2 separate regions of the Homo sapiens genome follow, and region 2 is linked to region 1. The links are chromatin contacts, found by Hi-C in ENCODE. All regions are on one chromosome and are shown on one strand. Each heading gives the region's core, a stretch centred on a gene start or an enhancer-like site at or near the end of the contact. The rest is flanking DNA. Distances are from core to core; before and after follow the strand shown.

Region 1 (4,968 bases), core at 1,986-4,485:
CACTATTCTCTCTAGTTTTGGGTGTATTTGAAAAAATACAAAGAAAGAAAAATTTTTCTCTAACCTTATATTAGCAGTTTAATTAACTAAATAAATAGATAATTACATTGTATAAATTATATTTGAAGGGCCAACAAAGATTAGGACAGGCCCTGTGATTAAGAGCACAAACTTTGGTGATGAAAACCTGGGTTTAAATCTCACTTTGGACACTAAGCAAATGAAAAAAGCTTTCTAATTACTATTCAATATCATTTTCTAATATATAAAATGTGGATAATATTTATAATCTTAGACTACAATTAAAAATTAAGTAAAATAATACATATAACCTGCCTGGTACCAAGTAGATGCTTAATAAATTATAGTTGACACTGCTATTACTATTAATTATAATACTTTGTATTTAGAGAACAGAATGGAATTGAGTTTGGGGTGATAAGGAGGGAAAAGAAGAATGATGGTAGCTACCAAAAATATTTTAATAAATATCTATGTCCTCTGATATAGATTAGATTTGTTGTGAGATTTTTTTCTCACTAGAGGCATACAAGTTTTTACAGGCTAATTAAACTGTATCATTTGAGATAAAAAGTGCAGTCAAAGCTATTTAAATAGCATGTAGTAATTAGGAAACTAGTTTAATGGAGAAAATCTCAAAGGGAACCAATTTTTTTCCCTATTTGACAGAATGAATGTTTTAAAACCTTAATAGGTGCACCATATTGGTTCATGCCTTTGAATTGGAATGGTTTTCATTCTAATTGCATGGAAAGTTAAAATCACATTATATTAAGACCATGAAGAAGCACAGATGTTTTGCAATTTGACTTGCTGCCTGTGTCTCTGAATGGTTCAAAGAAAAGATATAGTGATATGTTATGGTGCACATTTGTTTTAATATTTGGCTAGAGGTTCTTGATAAATTATTAACTGATCAACATGATGTCGTGTGAAAAGTCTATAAAACAAAATTATGTCTCCACTGAGATAAGTGAGTGGCAAACATGTTATCATTAGCACCGTCTACACATGAACAAAGAATGACAAATTGAAGCAATTCTCCTAGTAACCTCAAGTCCAAAAATCTCTACAACCTGATATATTCACTTGATTGAGGAAGAATTGCTTGAGGCTCCAAAATGTCTAAGTAATTGCCCGTATTTTCTCCCTCACATTAGTTTAGCTGTGTCTGCAAGCACAGATGGTCTGCCCTTTGTTTTACCTTCACTGACTTGGCTGTTTAAGCTTGCCACTCAACTTGGACAAAACAAGACCCCCTGAAGGTTCCTTGGGTCTCTATGAAGAGACAGACACCCTATTAGGTGGCTCCAGTACCCGAATGCTCCTTGCTTTGCTACATATTCCTCTAATGTCCTGTTTTTGGTGTCATGCTAAGATTGTTAAAGAATATGAATTTAAATTTCTATCTGCTCCAAGGAGGTCAGAATTTCAACAGGAATCCAAATCTCGAGTGTAAAGAGGGTGAAGCTCTAACAAGTGAAATTGGGAACTGAGCATATGTCTGAGGTGAAAGAATGTGGACAATCGGAGGGAGTTCAGGCTTGGAGACACTTGGTGAAGTCATCAGAAGGCAGTCTCTAGCCAGCCCACATCTGCCCATGACGCATTTGCTATAAAGGAGCAAAGGCCGGCAAAGGCGTCTCCACTCTGTCACTGCAATGTACCTTGAATGAGGTACAGAACAAACAAGCAAAACCTGAATCCAGTCTAGACAGGAATTTTACATGCTGTCTTCTTTTTATTTATTTATTTATTTTTATTATTATGCTTTAAGTTCTAGGGTACATGTGCACAACGTGCAGGTTTGTTACATATGTATACATGTGCCATGTTGGTGTGCTGCACCCATTAACTCGTCATTTACAGCTGTCTTCTTATATAACATCTAGAGAACATTTATCTTAGTGGTACCAAAATGCTTCCATTCATTGTGTGGCCTGATTTTCTAACTGACTCTAAGCCGTTTACTCTCTTAGCCTCTGGGTTTTGTTTTGTTTTGTCTTTAATGAGGGAGGGGGAACAATTAATGAGATAATAATTATCACCATAAATGTCACTTGAGACAATAAGCTGTACTGTTTATGTGTGTCAGGCTCCTTAGAGGAGAGACACCCAAGAAGCTATTCGTTTAAGACCTTCCTCTTGGCAATTCAACAACTTCTTTTATTGGAGGCCATAAATACCCAGGTTGTATGTTTATATTCAACAGAAATCTTCTGGAGACAGTGTTTCCTAAAGCATTGCTCTTTGGCATGTTGTCGCCAGATATGTCAATAGGTATGCCTAGGAAAGGCCTCCATGGTTCAAGAGGTTTAGTGAATGCTGAAATCCATAACTTCTTAGTGATGTAAAATGCGTGTCAGCAATTAGAGGCTCTGAGAAGTCCTGCAAGAAAGAGAACTATTTGACTTTGAATAACCCAGCTGTTTCCAAACTTTTTTTTGAACACTTATTTTGTACCCTGTGGAACAGTGTCCCAGAGAACACAAGCTTATAAAATGCTGCTTAACTTAGTGGCCCCAATCGGTGGATCATAAATCTTGGTGATAAAGCATGGGGTGCGTGTGGTGGGAGAGTGGGGAGAAAGAATGCAGAACTAGAGATCCATGAAGCCATGTGTTTACCAAGCACTGTTTCTAGACTTAGTAAATAATATAGCTCATAAATACATGGGTGACTATTTTTCTAACATATGAAGATGTTATTATAATTTATTAGATATAAATCCATATAAAAGCACAACAAAAATTTTTAGTAGTTGTTTACTTCTTTTTGAGTCATCAGAAACTAAAATTATAACTATCATGTGGAAGATTTGTAAAGTGGTTTGATGTTAAATGGGTTTTTTGTGCTAAAGGAGAAAAAAAAAAGCAGAAATCATCCTCTTAACCCACAGGAGTGAATCTAATAGTTGGAAATTCAGGCATGGTGCCAGCAGATGGGGAAATTCTGAGAACACAAATTCTGGTTCTTCTCAAATCATAACATGCCGTGCCACCGGGTTACCCATGAGTAACCTGGGTGTGTAGGACCCAGTGCTGTGGATGGAGCTCTTCACATCTCCTTGAGGCCAGGGCTCTGTGGGGTGTTAGCACAGCATGCACAGCGAAACTGATGTTTCTGGATCCCAGCTGTATAAATGAGCTACAATGGCCAGATGTGACCGTCCTGACCCTGTTTGTGTGCAGCATGGACATGCAGCCTCCATGACTCCCCAGGGACCTTGCTGGCTCTGGGATTCTATGACAGCAGACTTCGGCAAGTTGCTCATCGAAAAGTCAGCAGAACTCCCATATAAAAGAAAAATTGTACTCACAGATGCCGCTGTCTCCAAAGAGAGGGCAAATGTGGGTCTATCTGATGAAAGCAAACTCAACAATGTCCTTAATCACAAGGATGATCAGCCTGGTCAGCTGAAAGGGTATGGCTAGCACGATCCAACCTCATCATTACTCTGGAATCATTACAACCCTGATGGTGAGATGATCATGGTGATTATCATAGCATGTAGTTATGCTACTAGCATATTATGTGGCTTGGATCATGTTTTCCCTAGTCCAGCTGATAGACAACATTTAATTTTGTTCTTGGTATAAAAAAAACCATCATTGGTCTGCAGCATTTGGTCTTTTGCAAGCACTCTGGATTAACTGAACTTTAAGAAACATTCACATTTAAATCATACCCCCTCACTCTGAGGTTGAGAATGCAAACTGACCAGGAACACAGCCAGATAAAGCGAGACTTGACTTCTGCTCTTCATGCTGGTGTCCACACCCTGCAGAGGTGGCTAAGCCAGCACACTAACTTCATCTGGGGAATGGAGGCCTGTCACAGGGAATCAGGAACTCTTGGACTCTCAGTTTTCTTAATGACTCAGTGATTGTTGACCTGGAGGAAATCCAGCCCAATAGAGCAACATTTTCTCTAATTCCTAATTTTATTCTTAGCTGCAAGTTTTCGACATTTTTACCTGGGACTCTGGCTCAGAATTATTTGATATCTTTCTTTGTCAGGTCATTTCGCCCCTTTATGTTTTTAAATTGCTCATTTTAGTTTAGTTTCAGGTGATTTTTCTATGCTGCATACTCCAAACCATGGTTCCACATTTTCACTTTTGAATCTTGTTTTAGGGTCCCTTGAGAAATATAACTTTAGATGTATGTGGCTAAGAGTGAAAAGATCAAGGAGTAAAAACAGAACTTTGCATGCTTTAGTGGATTTTAACTTCAAAATTCTTTCAGGAGGAGCACGGATGGCTATTCTTTCTTGGTTTTACCTAGTTTCCATTTTACTCATCTACCAAAAAAGATAATTAACATTTATAACTAAATGTCTTTGGCATGGAGCCAACTAACAATAAGATTGTCTACATAATATAAAGCACCCAGATTAGTACAATATAAACTGGAGAAGTTAAAGAAATGAAAGGAAGGAATTAGTCAATGATTCAAAATTCTTGGCTACATCTGTACAGTGCTAGGCATTTGGAAGGAAAGTGAGCATTCCGGTTAGAACTTAAGATATCTTCAAATATTTAGATTGATTGTAAACAAGTTTTTTAGTTTTAAGTGCTAGGTATTTAGTGGACAATAGTCTTTCATAAAAAAGTTATTATTCACAATCTTGGGAATTACTAATTCACATTCATGGGGCCATTTACCCAAGAGTGACATCATTTTAGATGTAGACCATATGTACATGATACCAAATACTTTCTAAAGGAATTGACCAATTCATTTGGCTTTGTCACCATGTGGGGTCTCATGAAAATGTGTGCTCAAGCAGAGAGTTCTGCTGCACTAAGTAGAAGTTTTCAGATGGAAATATGGTGTTTGACTCTCTGAGGATCTGAATAAACCAGCTAAGCTTATATTAATCCATGCCTTATTTTGTTACTTGTTTCAAAATATGCAGAAAGGGAGAAGAAATGATCTCTTTTAG
Region 2 (5,105 bases), core at 285-2,784, 240 kb before region 1:
TTTTGTAAAGGTTAAATGAATTAATGTATGTAAAGTATATGCAAAATGTCAAATAAAGGAAGTGACAAAATGTTAATTATTATATAATAGTTAAGGTAGAAATAAAATGACCTTTACATGCAAAAACATGTGCACCTTGACAGCCACTGCTACAAACCTTAAGAGATTTGCCATTGCCTGCCATTAAACCCAGTAAGGGCTTAAATGCTTTGTCAAACTGACAGGCATCACTCTGTGGTGGTTTTAGATTCTGTACTGAATTATATCTTTTAACAAGACTTGTTCTTCTCATTTTGGTATAATATAGAAGACCAGTATAGTTACATGGGTGATTATACAGAAATAAATGCAGAGTTTTCACATGGTCCAGATTGTTCAATCATGGTTACATTAGGATTCAAGTGAAGGGGAGACTGCTACCAGCTCCCTTGCAACACTCAGGCATTAGAAGATGAAGTTGTGTGAGGTGTAAGGAAGGGCTTTCTATTTGTGGCAGACATGAACCTATGCTTTGGGGACTGAGCAGATTGCTTACCATGGTTAGTACAGAATGCCCTGTTGAAGCCACATGAGGTAATTTCTGACCACAGGTAATGAGATAGAAGAAATGTGAGTTTCTAGAACAGAAAAAAAAATTATATTGTGAGTCTTCATACCACTGAAACTGTAGTGCTTAGTTTCAGTTGATTTGGGATGCCCTGTCTTTCTCCCCAGAATCGGGGGATGGGAGTGTGATGCTGTACCAAGGCTTGTCTTTTATAGAGACCAACATTTGTGAGTAATCCTCATTCACATTCCATTGTCTGTAATTAGTCTATTATGGTTGCTAATTGTCACATGTTTCTAACTGAAAACAGTTTTTTAGGTTCCTAGAATTTCCTCATTTCTTCTACGACCCTTCTGGTTCCAAAGAATTGAACCTGCAACTCTCAGTCCATGTCAAGCCACCAGGCCACCAGGCACTCTGTGGGACCACCTAGGACCCTGACAATTTCCATGGCAATCTTGGCTGCCCAGGATTTCTCAGTGGCTCTCAGACTCCACCAGAGCGAGGGACACTCTGTGAGGCAGCTATGGGCCAGTCTTTGCTGACACAACACCCAGACTTTCACCTCCGAAGTCTGTGTCTCCCAGGGATCTGAGTTCCCCTCTTATATTCATCAGTTCTGTTTGAGAGTTTAGCATTTCTTCACCAAGCTTCTTTTTGCAAGGGACCCACAAGTTCTACAGGAATTTTGTTTCTCTCAGACCCTCTCTTCCTAGCCCAACAGAGAATCTCAACTAGATCCCAGAATGGGAAGGCTTTTCTGACTCATCATGCATTCCTCCAAATCTATGGTTTATGCTTATGACAGAGGCAGGAGGCAGCCAAGGGTCCCCAGCGAAACCCTGCCTTCAAGCCTAAAACAGCCTGAAGGCTGAAAAACCGGACTTCTGGTCCCGGATGAAGCCCGCCCCTTCCGGACTGTTTCTTTCTGAATAACGCCCACCTTTGCACTGGGAGAACGGGGTGGGGCCTCCAGAAGTTCACGCCATTTGCAGCGGGGAGGAGCCTGTTCCTGTGTGGCGACCTGGGCTTCAATCTGTGAGGCGGGAAACCTGCTAGCAGGACTCTTGCTTTGGTGAGAGTTTTTTCTTTTTCCTTTTCCCCCAGTAAATTCCGTTTTCCTCACCCTTCTGTGTGTGTCCGCGAGCCTAATCTTTCCTGGTCATGTGACAAGAGCCCGGTTTTAGCTGAACTAAGGAGAAAGTTCTGCAACGTTTAGACATCTCTTTTGAAACACAATAAACTTTAAGATAACAGAAAATGTTAAATAGCAATTTGCCAAACATCAGGAAAGACATGGAAGTAAAAAAATGTGAGCTTTTAAAGACAAAAGTCATATCAGATGCAATTAAAAATACTCAGAAAATTTGGAACCAAGTTCATATTCAGGAAACATGGCATACGTTTTGTAGGAAATCACTTAAAGTAAAAAAAAAAAAAAAAAAAAAAAAGATATAAAAACGTTTACTTCTAATTCTTTCTCCCAAACTCAATTGCAGAAATGCCATAGAAGGGACAAGAAAGTGTATAGATTTGAGCATTTAACATTAAAAATTGGGATGGCTCTGGGGAGAGAGAAAGTGCCTGTATCCTTATATGGGAGAAAACAGTAGCTGTGGTAGGAGAGGCACCAGGATCTGAGGATAAAGTGGAGGAGTTATAGAGCTAGGTTTTCTTTCCATTTCCAGTCTATTATTTGAGGACCTATGCTTGTCCCTCCACCAGTGGATTTTTTCTAGAAAGCCAAACAAAAACAAACATTAAAACCAAAAATCCCGGCTGGGCCTGGGGGCTCACACCTGTAATCCCAGCACTATGGGAGGCCAGGGTGGGCAGATCACCTGAGGTCAGGAGTTCAAGACCAGCCTGGCCAACGTGGCGAAACCCTGTCTCTACTAAAAATACAAAAATTAGCTGGGCATGGTGGCATGCCTGTAATCCCAGCTACTCCGGAGGCTGAGGCAGGAGAATCGCTTGAACCCAGAAGGTGGAGGCTGCAGTGAGCCGAGATCGTGCCATTGCACTCCAGCCTGGGTGATAGAGCGAGACTCCGTCTCAAAAAACAAGCAAACAAACAACAACAACAACAACAAACCCAAATCCCCATCAGTTCTATCCCAGTGCAGCCAGGATCCACAGCAACCTCAGGGCCATGCTGGTGCTCACTGTGGTGAGGAACCGTTAGACAGCAAATTGGTGGTGGTATTGGGTATTTTATCACTCCACCCCACTTCCCATTAGAGGGCTAGTAAATTAAAATCAACAGAGGAACCTCACACTGGGGACAGGGAGCAGGAGCTGTGCACATAATGATGGGCAGAGTCAGGCTGTAGAGCCAGGGTCTTCCACTTTGGGGCATGCCCCCTTCTTGTTTAAGCATATTAGGAGAGGCACGATAACCAGGGATGAGAGTTTGGCTGTGTCTCCCATTTCATATTACCAACCAGGGAAATATGAGCCCACAGGAAACACTACAAAAAAGGTATGGATAGACATACATCTTTTAAAATTATTGTCCAGCCTTAAAAAAAAAAAGCTAATATTATTCAGCCTTAAAAAAAAAACCCAAATCCTGAAATACGCCACATGGATGAACCTTGAAGATGTTATGCTAAATAAAATAAGCCAGTCATAGAAGAACAAATACTGCATGATTCCACTTATATGAAGTATCTAAAACAGCCAAACATGTAGAATCAGAGAGTGGAATGGTGATTGCCAGGTTGTGGTGGGAGTGGGAAATGGGAAGTTACTAATCAACAGGTATATAGTTTCAGTTTCAATTATGTAAGATGAGTAAGTTCTGGAGATCTGCTGATCAGCATTGTACCTAGGGTCAACAGTATTGTATTTATACACTTAAAGATTGGTTAAGATAGTACATCTCATGTTAAGTGTTGTTACCATAATAATAATAATTTTAAGAAAGACTGCCAAGTGAATAAGCTATACCACATGCAATGAAATTCATGGCCTTAATAAGTCAAGCATTCACTACTAATTTATATTTTCAAAAAGATATAGAAGAATATTGTTGATTGAATTAAAAAAGCAGAATCAAGTGGCAAAATTGGGCAAGGAAAATATGGCTGTTGAAATAAGAACTCCATAAATGAATGTATTACAATATGGCTGAACAATTAGTTTGCTATAAGATCAGGTTAAGAAACTCCTTCAAAAAGCATCAAGATGTAATAAAAATATTAGAAATATAAAAGAGAAAACAAGTGATATGGAGGATAGAATGGAAGTGACACCATGCAAATCAAAGGTGCCCGTAGAAAGGAAAAAAAATAAATAACTGGAAGAAAAGAAATATTTGGAAAAAGCATAAACAAAAATTTGCTTGAATTTCAGGTTGAGAGAAATCATTGGGTGCCGAACAGGTTAGAACACCTGAAACATTATAGACATTAAGTACATAAAAAGCAAACAGAAAATTCTAGTTTCCACCGGGAAGTATCATATCACTTAAAAAAGAATAAGAATCAGAATGATGGTTTCCAGCTTCATCCATGTCCCTACAAAGGACATGAACTCATCCTTTTTTAAGGCTGCATAGTATTCCATGGTGGATAGCATTAGGAGATATACCTAATGTAAATGACAAGTTAATGGGTGTAGCACACCAACATGGCACAGGCATACATATGTAACAAACAAATGTTGTGCACATGTACCCTAGAACTTAAAGTATAATAATAAAAAAAGAATAAGAATCATGCTGACATTAGACTTCTCAATGACAACACTGGATGCAAGATAATGGAGTTGTCCAGCTAAAAAAAATTATATTTCTGATATATTCATGTAAACTATTATAAGTATTAGGATGTAATAAAGATATTCTCAGGTATACATGACCTCAGGCTTACTACATGAAGATCCTCTTTGAAAACATGCTTGTGGGAAGTTCTCTGATTCAAGGAGAAATAAATACAGAAGAAAATGATAAAATATGTGAGATAAAACGGTAAGTAACTTAGTAAAGTTCAATATTATTTCAAAAGAATGGACCAAAGAATGTATATTTATACTAATCTAGAACTAAGTTCTAGTTGATTAAAAACATAGTTGGGGGTGAGACGTAAATGTATTCATAACAGTCTATTCAGAGCTGCTTGTCTTGACAACCTGGGACCCCTGTATAATGAGATAGCCACGAATAGGTAAGGAAACAGCCTGTTGCAGGAGAATGACCCTGGGGTGGGAATCAGGAGATCTGAGATTTACTTCTGTTCTGCCACTAATTTGTTGCATGCCCTTTGCAAAATAACTTTCCTCAATTATTCAGGTATTTTTTCTTAAGTGTAGATGAGGCAGTTGGACCAGGGCTAAGTTCTTCTCAGTTTTCTTATTCTATGACACGCACACTTAATCTTTAATCAGCAGCAATGATATGGAGGTTTCTGTCTATATATATGTATATTTTAAATTTTACTATTATAATCATAAACAATAGTGGCCAACAGTGATCCTTTTGGAATACTGAGCTGAAACTCTTCTAAGTGCTTTTGTGAAAATATTATCTTGAGGTAAATGACATTTATCTCTCAAT

What was found. A loop is a pair of places that touch in the nucleus more often than their neighbours do. Pooled maps may share reads with other maps.
Region 2: a pooled map shows a loop between it and region 1 (8-fold over the local background). The contact joins the promoter of LINC02550 here to the enhancer-like site in region 1. A Hi-C loop is called at or near these places in 5 of 37 single-sample maps with no recorded cell type and 2 of 50 pooled maps.

The regions. Positions count from the first base shown.
Region 1 is chr11:110,856,863-110,861,830 of GRCh38, reverse strand. No RefSeq gene overlaps it. Among named protein-coding and RNA genes, the nearest start is that of ARHGAP20, 150 kb to the right of the region's middle. Within about 2 kb of position 3,235, at least 5 of the 41 ENCODE cell types and tissues checked have a DNase peak (open chromatin) inside an H3K27ac peak, as active enhancers do.
Region 2 is chr11:111,093,747-111,098,851 of GRCh38, reverse strand. It overlaps LINC02550 (long intergenic non-protein coding RNA 2550), which reads left to right and starts at 1,534. Exons shown (of 2, transcript NR_149131.1): 1 at 1,534-1,622. LOC102723966 (a long non-coding RNA gene) reads right to left here and starts at 1,697. Exons shown (of 3, transcript XR_428993.4): 1 at 1,491-1,697; 2 at 536-617.